Linked DNA regions of Homo sapiens: all the other regions are linked to region 3. A link is a loop called in an ENCODE intact Hi-C map of the cell type or tissue named here. Cell type or tissue: ovary. All regions are shown on one strand. Region 1 overlaps MRC1 (mannose receptor C-type 1). Region 2 overlaps HACD1 (3-hydroxyacyl-CoA dehydratase 1). Region 3 overlaps CACNB2 (calcium voltage-gated channel auxiliary subunit beta 2).

Evidence for each region. Peaks named below come from ENCODE experiments on the same cell type or tissue, not always from the same donor. Only the 100,000 strongest peaks of a DNase experiment are listed, where the experiment ranks them.
Region 1: it touches region 3 in a loop (3-fold over the local background); 61 of 110 quality-filtered maps call a loop at or near these places.
Region 2: a loop joins it to region 3, with 6 times the contacts of the local background. A loop is called at or near these places in 37 of 110 quality-filtered maps.

What each region holds. Positions count from the first base shown.
Region 1 is chr10:17,908,599-17,912,598 of GRCh38, forward strand. It overlaps MRC1 (mannose receptor C-type 1), which reads left to right. Exons shown (of 30, transcript NM_002438.4): 29 at 708-749; 30 at 1,617-2,566. The coding sequence ends at 1,867. Among named protein-coding and RNA genes, the nearest start is that of SLC39A12, 41 kb to the right of the region's middle. In ovary, a CTCF peak has its summit at 1,760 (motif pointing right); a DNase peak (open chromatin) is centred at 1,717.
Region 2 is chr10:17,605,349-17,609,348 of GRCh38, forward strand. All of the region lies in intron 1 of HACD1 (3-hydroxyacyl-CoA dehydratase 1), which reads right to left. Among named protein-coding and RNA genes, the nearest start is that of HACD1, 10 kb to the right of the region's middle. In ovary, a CTCF peak has its summit at 2,376; no DNase peak of the experiment used is centred here.
Region 3 is chr10:18,212,923-18,216,922 of GRCh38, forward strand. All of the region lies in intron 2 of CACNB2 (calcium voltage-gated channel auxiliary subunit beta 2), which reads left to right. Among named protein-coding and RNA genes, the nearest start is that of CACNB2-AS2, 47 kb to the right of the region's middle. In ovary, CTCF peaks have their summits at 2,257 and 3,769 (motif pointing left); a DNase peak (open chromatin) is centred at 2,242; H3K27ac peaks cover 1,014 bases.

The sequences.
Region 1 (4,000 bases), 300 kb before region 3:
TCACTCTGTTGCCCACTCTGTTGCCAGTGGCGTGATCTTGGCTCACTGCAACCTCCACCTCCTGGGTTCAAGCCATTCTCCTGCCTCAGCCTCCCAAGTAGCTGGGATTACAGGCGCACGCCACTATGCCCAGCTAATTTTTGTATTTTTAATAGAGATGGGGTTTCACTATGTTGGCCAGGCTGGTCTCGAACTCCGGACCTCAGGTGTTCCACCTGCCTCAGGCTCCCAAAGTGCTGGGATTACAGGCGTGAGCCACCACTCCTGGCCTGGAGTCTTATTTTACTTTTCATTCAAATGCTTTTTAACATCTTAGGCTTCAGCAGGCTAATTTCAAAACCCCTAGCCTTGAATGTTTTACTTATGGGTAGATTGGGTAGGTTTTAAGGGTGAGTATCAGTGGCTCAAATGTAACTTGGAGAATCACATTTCCAGATCTTCTAATGTACTCAAACGCACCATACAACCATAGGCAACTGCTATGGCTCAGACAGAGAGACAGATAGATGATAGGTAGGTAGATATATAGATAAAGGTACAGATCTTTTTTTTCTACCTGTATTTTTATATCTATCATATCATAATATCATATATCAATCAACACACATCAAATGTGGAGGATTCCATGTATTTGTGAGCCAAATAATATTTGCTATCTACCTGCAATTATTCTGGGTTTTTATAAATTTTTTTTTTTTTACACACAGTTATTGATGCTAAACCTACTCATGAATTACTTACAACAAAAGGTAAGGCCATTGCAAAATTTCAAGTTCTGTGTTAGTAATACATCCGTACTGTTTGTTTTAAAAGGCATAATCATAATCCCTTCCAACTCCCCTGCTCTCTCAGTAGAATTTGCTTAAGCTAAACTATCCTTTGTCATCAGCCTACTTTGAATAATACTTTAGAAAAAGAGGCCTTGGAGTCAGGTTGGTGTTTTTACTATAAGCAGTTATTGAAGGCATTTTTTTTTTTCGCTCTGTTACAAACAGCTGCCTTGAACCCATGGAAGAAATTTCTCTTAAGAATCTCTGTGGGTTTTTTTCTTTTCTTAGAATTTTTTTTTTGTTTTAATTTTTATAGACTACTTGAATTAGGTAACTGATTTCACTTCACTCATTTTGTTGGCTGCTTAAAAAAAAACTGAAAGTGAGATTTATGGCTTGCCTGTAACCTCCTTATTAACATCATGAGTGCCGTTTGTTTACTAATTACATCTATGAGTTCACGTTTCCACTATTCTTATTTTATTTTTCTCTTCATTTCCATTTTCTTTTAATTATTATCATTACTAATCTACTTATCTTCTTATACTGTATTTTTAACAGCCTTAAATTATTTTGAAATAAGGTATATATATTTTAATACATTGATGAACTAGCCCACTGCTACATAGACAGATGGATTATTCTTGCAACTGAATAATCATCTTAACATTCTGAATAATCCTCTATACCACAGGGACTCTTGTTTTCACATCTTTCTTTTCTGTTTGACAAATGTCGCTTGAAAGAATATTTATGCCTTTTAGTTTTTCAACAAGCGAAGTTCTGCATAGCATGCAACCCTCTGCCTCCCTCCACGTTTTCCATAATGATTTTATTTATTTATAGCTGACACAAGGAAGATGGACCCTTCTAAACCGTCTTCCAACGTGGCCGGAGTAGTCATCATTGTGATCCTCCTGATTTTAACGGGTGCTGGCCTTGCCGCCTATTTCTTTTATAAGAAAAGACGTGTGCACCTACCTCAAGAGGGCGCCTTTGAAAACACTCTGTATTTTAACAGTCAGTCAAGCCCAGGAACTAGTGATATGAAAGATCTCGTGGGCAATATTGAACAGAATGAACACTCGGTCATCTAGTACCTCAATGCGATTCTGAGATATTTGAATTTCATAAAATTGTAACTGAAATTTAAAATTTTTAGTTCAATGTGATTGTTTTCTTTAAAATGAGTACTGAATTGTACTGGTCTGTCCTTTTTTCCTTTGCCTAATTGAAGAAATAATTGCTTGTTTTCTAGCCTGGCAAGATATTTTCATAAAAGAGGGATAACAATGCTGATTACTACCTTTTAAAATATTTTAGATAAATGCACAGCACCACAGCACCACATCTAAGCATTAGTGATGGGTAGCTGATGTCAGCTTCATGTGGATTTTAAGCACTCTAGAAACAATGAAGCTTCTTGGCATATTTTAAGGAGCTCCCAAAATGTGTTACCTATTAAATTGTAACTCAGCAAGTAGAAGACCATTTGAAAAGTCAGGTACAAATTTCCTCAAGTGGCATAAAAATGTAGTCAGTTTTCTCTTTTACCAGTTTTTATTTCCACTCCAATTATTTAGAACTTTATTTGTACATGTGCAGAAGAATAAGGCAGCTGAGAATCTTGTTTCCCCCAAGAGAGTTTTACAGGCTGAGTGTTGCAAATGTGTTCTTTGTCCTGTTATATGTATATCAGGAATACAAGGATGTGAAATAAAACTGTAAATTTGCATAACTGGATGTACTTAGATAATGTGAAATAAACATTAAAGACAAGGTCTATTTTTAATAGATTTGCATTTTGGTGATCTTAGTATAAATTTGCTTTTAAATGAGATGTATTTATCCACTCACTTTACACTTTAACTTGACACTTATGATATTATTTGTAGAGAAATTCTTTAAATGAAACTCATGAACTATTTTGAAAAGGAGTGTTGCTAAAATGCTGTGTGTAAAATGAATTTTTTACCGTAATGATTTTGCCAGATCTTCCTCTATAACATGGACTCAATCAGAATTCAACAATCAAAGCCACTAATACTATTGAGAATCAGAATTCAGAGTATCCTTTTCTCCCTTTAATGATTTCTTTTCGCTTAACAATTTTGCCTTAAAGTTTGAGGTATATTGTGAAATATTTGGGAGGTTTTACATCTGTATTAGTCAATTTTCATACTGCTGATAAAGACATACCCAAGACTGGGTAATTTATAAAGAAAAAGAGGTTTAATGGACTCACAGTTCCACGTGGCTGGAGAGGCCTCATAATCACGGTGGAAGGCAAAAGGCACATCTTACATGGCGGCAGACAAGAGAGAAAAATGAGAGCCAAGCAAAAGGGGTTGCCCTTATAAAACCATCAGATCTCCTGAGACTTATTTTCTACGACAAGAACAGTATGGGGGAAACCGCCCCCACGATTCAATTATCTCCCACCAGGTCCCTCCCACAACATGTGGGAATTATGGGAGCTACAATTCAAGATGAGATTTGGGTGGGGACACAGCCAAACCATATCAATATCTCACACAGGTACCACACTGCCAGCTCACCTTCACTTTTTAATGAGATTGCCCACGAGCAGGAGTCTTTACCTAGAATCACTGGCTGGGACTCCTTGGATGGCTTTAAGGGGTCTAGGAAGGCCCCCAAATTGCAGGGCAAAATGTCATGTTTGTTTTGTGCCTATATTTTTCTGGAAAGATTCTACAGCTAGATTCTCAAGAAAGTCAATCATTCAAAAAAGAATAAGAAACAGCATAGTATTTGGGGTAGGGTGGAGTTTCCAATACTCCAACTTAGAAACAAATAGGAAGTAAGAAGTAGGCTGGGCGTGGTGGCTCACGCCTGTAATCCCAGCACTTTGGGAGGCCGAGGTGGGCAGATTGCCTGAGGTCAGGAGTTCAAGACCAGCCTGGCCAACATGGTGAAACCCCGCCTGTACTAAAAATACAAAAATGAGCCGGGCATGGTGGTGGGCACCTGTAATCTCAGATACTCAGGAGGCTGAGGCAGGAGAATCACTTGAACCTGGGAGGCGGAGGTTGTAGTGAGCTGAGATCGTGCCATTGCACTCCAGCCTGGGCAACAAGAGTGAGACTCTGTCTCAAAAAAACATAAATAAATAAAATAAAAATAAAAAAAGTATGTGGGCAACTGTTGGAAAGGTTTCTGAGCACAAACAACTCCACTCAACACCTCAAATAATAGAAATCAAGTTGCTT
Region 2 (4,000 bases), 610 kb before region 3:
ACCCTGTCTCTACTAAAAATACGAAAATTAGCCAAGCATGGTGGCGCACACCTGTAGTCCCAGCTACTCCGGAGGCTGAGGCAGGAGAATTGCTCCAACCTGGGAAGTGGAGGTTGCAGTGAGCCAAGATCACGCCACTGCATTCCAGCCTGGGTGACAGAGCAAGACTCCATCTCGGGAAAAAAAAAAAAAAAGTCATCAATTAATATTTACTTAATTTTCACTAAAAACAACAACAACAACAATTGCTGAGCCACAGATAGAAGATCAGCCATGGGCCTGCTTTCAAAAAGGTTGTTTAAAAAAAAAAAAACAAAAGAAGAGGCCAGGCATAGTGGCTCACCCCTGTAATCCCAACACCTTGGAAGGTTGAGGTGGGTGGATCACCTGAGGTCCGGAGTTTGAGACCAGCCTGGCCAACATAGCAAAACCCCATCTCTATTAAAAATACAAAACTTAGCCGGGTGTGCCGGTGGGCACCTATAGTGCCAGCTACTCGGGAGGCTGAGGCAGGAGAATTGTTTGAACCCATGAGGCGGAGGTTGCAGTGAGCTGAGATGGTGCCACTGCACTCCAGCCTGGGTGACAGAGTGAGACTCTGTCTCAAAAAAAAGAAAAGAAAAGAAAAAAACAGCCTGGGCAACATGGCAAGATCCCGTCTCTACAAAAAAAAAAAATTTTAGAGGCATGGCGGCACATGCCTGTGGTTCCAGCTACTTGGAAGGCTGAGGTGGGAGGATCACTTGAGCACAGAGGCGCTGGTTGCAGTAAGCTATGTTTGTGCCACTGCAGTCCAGGCTGTGCAACAAAGACCCTGTCTCAAAAAAAACAAGAGAGAGAGAAAGAAAAAAGAAAGAAAAAAATACTATATGCCCTCGCTTTTAAACTTACGTTTGCATATAAATATAGCTTATGTTCTGTGAATAATAATCGTGCTTTAAATATAAGCTAGAGTTGTGGAGACCAGCTTTCTCATACTACTTCTTACTCTTCCTAAAGTCACCAATAAGAAGTTTATTTTTTTCCAGTTTCCCCTGCAATTCCAAAAGCACGTTTAAGTTTAAGCAACTTACCTCATCTGTAACTTTTTAAAAGCTCTAATAACTCACCCAGGGAAATGAGGAGCTACCCTAGTCTTTTAGATAGTCTCCAAAGAGTCTAGTAAGTAGATTTATGAAATATAAAATTATCATGCAGTTTTAACTTTTTTAATCAAAGAACACTCATACAGTGGACAAATGGCTTGAAAAGATTCCTGCAAAGAATCTACTAACTGAATCTGATGAAAATGCATTCTCAAGAGAATAATAAGATGGCAGAATGACACTTCTATTCTTAGAACATAATAAGGTAAAAGCAATGACTTGTTTATCAGATTGGCAAGAAGTCAAGTAAATATCTGAAAGGACCACAAGGACCTTTGAAATGCAGACATATTCATGATAATAACAATGACAATAATAAGTGTATTGTCAGAGTGCTTTCTATGTCTTAGACACTGTTTTCAATTCATAACATATTAACCTCAAATCCTCACAATAACCCTATGAGGCGAGGGTCTTCTATTATCCTATTTCACTACTGAGGAAATAGGCAGAGAGGGTCACACAGCCACCACTAAGCTCGGAGTATATGCTCTTAAGCCACTATGCTGTGTCGGTCTGGCTCTAAGTATATACTGTGCCCTGAGATACCAGTTAATGATAGCAATTCATATTTACATTATAAATATATTTTTAAAGTTATATGGAGAGTCTATGCTCAAATATTTTAATTGATAGTAGCATGCTATCCAAAAAGTTTGAAGGCCACTCTTTTAGATGAGATAATCATCTTCCAGAACATTCAGTTACTTACCCTGAGTCTTAGAGTAAGTTCATGACTGAGTCTGTAATAGAACCTCTGCAGTCTCTAGACTCCCTAGTCCTGACCCCTTTCCACTCTACCCCAGCTTCACTGTGGCTACAACTGATGGATCCATCTCATGTGAGCGCCAACACTGAACTGGACTGATCCTACAGCACTCATCGGAATCATGCTTTAGGTACCTTCCACAACTAAAGTATTATGATTTCATTATCTTCAATTCAAAGTCCCCATATTTCTTCTACTAAGAAAACAAAAAGTTTATTAAGATATTTTCATTCACATTTTCCATACACTTGTCTTTTTTAGGTGAACCCAAATCAGATGTCCACAAAAGATAAGTTTGAGAGGCAGTTATTAACCTACCAATCAAAGGAGTCATTTGGATGGCAAGTTTTCTACATTTTTAAACAGCATTGTATAAAAATCCATGCATCGTTAACATTATAACAAGTTCTACTGTTGCTCCATAGGTGGCAGTATTGTACCACCTAGCATAGTATCATGATCGTGCCACTCACTAAACTGTGGGAAATAAAAGAAATTGACAGGCTCAGGGATTTGAAAGGACCCATCGAAACATCTATTCTAACCTCTTGTCTGTTTTTCCTAAGTAAGGCCAGGAGCCAATTGAATCAGGGTTCACTTCCTAAGCCCTCCATCAGAAAGGGTGACAGTCAAAGAAAGTCTCTTTAAGGGTCCTATATTGAACTAGTTTTGAACTTCCTTCATCTATCGGTTTAGTAACTATAATAAAACAAACAGAAAATATTTCAAAAGCAACTGGAATTTCTGCAATTAGGATTTTTTTTTTTAGACAGATTCTCGCTCTGTCCCGCAGGCTGGAGTGAGTGGTGTGCCCATGGCTCATGGCAGCCTTGGGTTCCCAGGCTTCAGCAATCTTCCCACCTCAGCCTCTCGAGTAGCTGGGACCACAGGGGTGTACCACCATACCTGGCTCATTATTGTTCTTGCTGTTGTGGGGTTTTTTTTAGTAGAGATGGGGTCTCCCTATGTTGCCCAGGCTAATCTTGAACTCCTGGGCTCAAGCCATCTGCCTGCCTCAGTCTCCCAAAGTAATGGGATTACCGGTGTGAGCCACTGCGCCTGGCCAGACTCTCTCTTTTGTGATGCTAGCAGTTACTGATGATCATTGGCTAGATCCATTATTTCAACAATCATTGAAAAACAATATTCTAGCTTGCTATTTCCTTTGTATACCTCCTTTAGCCATTTGGAGGCTTGGACCGAAGATAGTCTTCAACTTTCATATACTCCACACTTTGTCTCCTTTTTTTTTGAAATGGAGTCTTGCTCTGTCACCCAGTCTGGTGTGATTTCAGCTCACTGCAACCTCAACCTCCCAGGTTCCAGTGATTCTCGTGCCTTAGCCTCCCAAGTGGCTGGGATTACAGGTACCTGCCACCATACCCAGCTAATTTTTGTATTTTTAGTAGAGATGGGGTTTCAACATGTTGGCCAGGCTGGTCTCGAACTCCTGACCTCAAGCGATCTGCCTGCCTCAGCCTCCCAAAGTACTGGGGTTACAGACGTGAGCCGCCACGTCTGGCCCATACTTTCATATATTGTTCATTGACACCTCTAAACTGCCTTTTCTAGATAAAAGTTATACTTTTGTTTAGCAGCCAATATGTGAGTGCTTCAACTGATTGTACACCAGCACTCATGCCAATAACGAGTCAAGCTGAAAGATTCATAAAAGAAAAAACAAACGCTTGAGAAACTGAATTTCACTAAGATTAAGACACCTGCTCTTTGAAAGGCACTGTTAAGAGAATAAAAAATCAAGCCCAAACTGGAAGAAAATATTTGCAAATCACATATCTGGTAAAGCACTTGTGTCCAGATTGTATAAAGAACTTTCAAAACCCTATAATAGGAAATCAAACAGCCCATTAAAGAAAAAAAATGTGCAAAAGGTTTTTTTTTTTTTTTTTGAGACAGAGTCTTGCTCTGTCACCCAGGCTGAAGTGCAGTGGCGCGATCTCGGCTCACTGCAAGCTCCACCTCCGGGTTCATACCATTCTCCTGCCTCAGCCTCCGTAGTAGCTGAGACTATAGGCGCCCGCCACCACGCCCGGCTAATTTGTTGTATTTTTAATAGAAATGGGGT
Region 3 (4,000 bases):
ACCTCGGATCAAATGTGTTAGACTTTTTGCCTTTGAGCACTGGTTTAAGTTTCTCTGCCTTGTGGGTTTGTGAGGAAGCACATAAAGGATGTAAGGGAATAGAGGATCCCATCTCTACAGATAATCATCTGGCCTCATGCAACCAGCATGCCACTTGTTGGAGAAGTGTGTTCAAAACTCATTTCTGGTTCGTGCACCTGTGGCCCTTGGCGGCAGGTCCTGTAACACACAGCCTGACCACTGATACAGAGGAGGCCCCTGGGACTGCTTTCCTTATAAGGGTCCTGCGCCTTGGTAGAATTTAGATTTGGAGTTGCAGAGACTCAACTCAGGAAAGCAAGTCTTTAACCTCTTTGACCTTGGTTTTCTCACGTGTTAAGCTCAGGACGTGGAACCGGTGATTTCTCATGCCTTTGATTTTTAAGAGTATGTGGAATAGAATTGTGCATAACTGTGAATCACAGTCACTGTAGAACCACAGGGCTGGCTGGTAGCTTTCGGAATCTGTTAGTGGCTTTCTCTTTGCTCTTTGAAAGATTGGTGCTGTTCCATTTCATGATGCCAGAAAGTCATGTTGGGAATTGGTGTTAATTTTTCTGGGCTCAAAAAATCCTGTTTCTTGACTATTTTTCCTACTTCTTTCCATAATGTGAGCTATTCTGCAAACCAAAGCACTTTAGTAAAACTCTCTACTACTAGAAATGTGTTTAACATTATTGGTGTGTTTTCAACAATACACATCAAACTTTGAGAGCCACTCTTGTGAGTGAAATTGCTGTGGAGTATGGAGTGAGAAGTTATTCTTTGATCTATTTTAGGCTACTTGCAAAGAAATATAATAGAATGGCTAGAAGAGCCATCTCTGGAGTCAGGACAGAGTATCTGTGGCCAAGAATTAGCAGGATGACCCTGTAGAAGTTATTCACATAACTGAATTTTTAATGAGATAATGCATGTAAACTACTAAGTTTTAGATGGTATAGTATCTGATCAGTATACGGTAGCTACTTATTATTTGAATATGTTCTCTAATTCCTGATTGATTTGTATTTATTAAAGATTATTCTACAGATTCAACTTGTGCTGATGTCTTTCCACTGGCTACAGAAGATTCCCAGTTTACTTCACGTATCTGAAAAAAAGAATTTCTTATTTAAATTTACCCCTACACAACTGGAGGCAGGGGGGCAGTGTGTGGGAAAGGTGAATTTTTATAGAAGTATAAGTTCTTCTGAAAGGGACCCAAGCTAAAGTTTCCACGACAGGGTTTCAAATTCATTTTTTAAAACGGGGGCAGCACATCCCGGTTCTGATTTGGAAACAAGCATTGCTGCCTGGAATGGATTAAAAACAGAAGATCTCTACTTCTGCATCCATTTGTACCTTACACAGGGATGCTTTTAAAAATATTTAACAACTGTGACTGGGTGCAGTGGCTCACGCCTGTAATCGCAGCACTTTGAGAGGCCGAGGCAGGAGTATCACTTGAGGTCAGAAGTTCGAGACCAGCCTGGCCAACATGGTGGAACCCCATCTTTACCAAAAATATAAAAAATTAGCCGAGTGTGGTGGCATGTGCCTGTAATCCCAGCTACTCAGGTGGCTGAGGCAGGAGAATCGCTTGAACCCAGGAGGCAGAGCTTGCAGTGAGCCGAGATAGCACCACTGCATTACAGCCTGGGCAATGGAGTGAGACTCCATCTCAAAAAAAAAAAAAAAAAAAAAAAAAAAAATTAACAACTGTATGGCGTGGCAACAGCTGGTCGGGGAGGTTGCCTACCATTGCCCTGTTGGAACAGATTTGTAACTCCTTTAATTGTAGGATCCTGGTGAGAGTTTGGGGCCGTTGATGTAATAGGACACATTTGGGGGCTTGTAGCAGTGGCTGTTTGTGAATTAGCAGGGAAGCATTTTGGTGTGGCAACAACTGGGATGGCTGTGCCTGTGTGTACTGGCTGAATGTCCCTGTGTCATGTCCACGCCAGGGATTTTTTGCCCAGTTTGTCATAGAAGGAAGGTAGAATGTAATGCTTATGCTCACGATAAGAGTAATACGAATTATTTACATGGATTTAGTTTTTTAGAAAATTATTGGCTAAAAATCATTGGGTCTTATTGGTTGTAAAGTGCTGAACCCACTGTGCAAAAATCAAGACACTTAGAATACAAGAAATACTGAGACTTTTTCCCTTCACGGAGATTCCCAGTATGGTATTCATGGGGGCAGTGACATCTAGCGTTCCCTCCCAAGATAGCAGGCACTCTGAATGAAGACAGTGTGTTTATTTCACAAGTAGCCTACAAACTCAGTTATTTCATCCAGGGCCTGAATTTTACCATTTTTGAAAGTACGTCACATTCATCTAAGTGAGGGGGCCTGGTTTGTTCCAAATTTTCATGACCATCGGAGCGGGTCTGACGGTGAGACCAGACATTTTGCTTGTATTTCTGGTTCAGCTCCAGCTAGGGCTGAACTCAGGGGGCCCCCTGGAAATGGGGCATTTCTGGGACCAATCTGAGGATTTGCAAAGAATTTTAAGTAAGCACAAAACTTTTGATTAAAAAGGAGGGCACAAACTGAAGCCCAGCCTTTGTTTCTAACACACTTTGACAAAATGGTCATTTTGAATTAGATATGATTAGAAACCTCTTAAGAAATAAAAATGAAAACTCGCCAAACTCTTTTATGGCTATGCATGTTCTGTCCTTTGCTGCTCTGTGTCAGATAATTTTTCTTATACTTGGGATGTCCTGAATATGTATTTTATTTGTGCTTTTTGATGAGCACAGCACTAAGGAAATAAGCGAGGTGAAGAATTTAAGAAAGCAGACGGATCTTTTTAGGAGGCTATAAATTTTCCGCGTCCCTCCACTGCCCACTCCCAAGGCCATGTTGATGTTTAAGAGAAGCCTGTGGTCTGGTTTTTCAGTCTCGTGTTGGTGCCAAGTCAGTGCTTTCATTGTTTCTTACTGAGATCGGGTCTAGATGCTCTGTGAACAATTGTGCTTATGGTTATGTAGACTTTTAGAATCCTTGGTGATTGTCATTCTATAATTCTCTCCTGTTATTTTAATTTAAAGTAAGTCTTGAGGCCAGGTGTGGTGGCTCATGCCTGTAATCCCAGCACTTTGAGAGGCCGAGGCGGGTGGATCACCTAAGGTCAGGAGTTTGAGACCAGCCTGACCAACATGGTGAAACCCCGTCTCAACTAAAAAAAAAAAAAAATAGCCAAATGTGTTGGTGCATACCTGTAATCCTAGCTACTTGGGAGGCCAAGGCAGGAGAATTGCTTGAACCTGGGAGGTGGTGGTTGCAGTGAGCCAAGATTACACCATTGCATTCCAGCCTGGGCAAAAAGAGCAAAACTCCATCTCAAAAATAGCAATAATAAATAATAAAAAATAAACTAAGTCTTGAATGCTTCTCTGAGATTCTTGAGTATAAGCACTATCTGGTAAAGTCCATCAAAAGAAGAGCATCTCTGTGGATCCCTTGAGCCCCTTTAGTCTTAAGCAAACCAAAAAGCTACATGGTGATTATTATGAGTGGACATATCCCACGTAAGCATGTACAACAGTCTTAACACCTGATTTCATTAGATATGGCAGTAATACAGCTCTAGAATGACTCTATTTCGGTGGTTTATAGACACTTAGTTTTTGTAAAACACTTGTTTTTCTTTCTTTGTTTTTCAGTGATAGCTTGTGCAGAAGAACATAAATGCAAAGCTTGTTCATTGAGACTGGAGAGAGGAAGGCCAGAGTGCCATCTGCTGGCTCCTTCCCATTCTCTCATAACCCCTCATGGCTTTTAAAAAATCCATTATGTGAAATTCAGCTATTCCTTAATCTCTCCAAATTCCAAAACAGAGGTCTCATGAAAAATTCCTTAAAAGCAAGCATAAATAAATACATTGAGTTATACATTTCTGCCCAGGTCATAGGACCAATGACAACCTACATGTGAGACCAGGTCAGAATGGAAGTGCTATAAGTATCT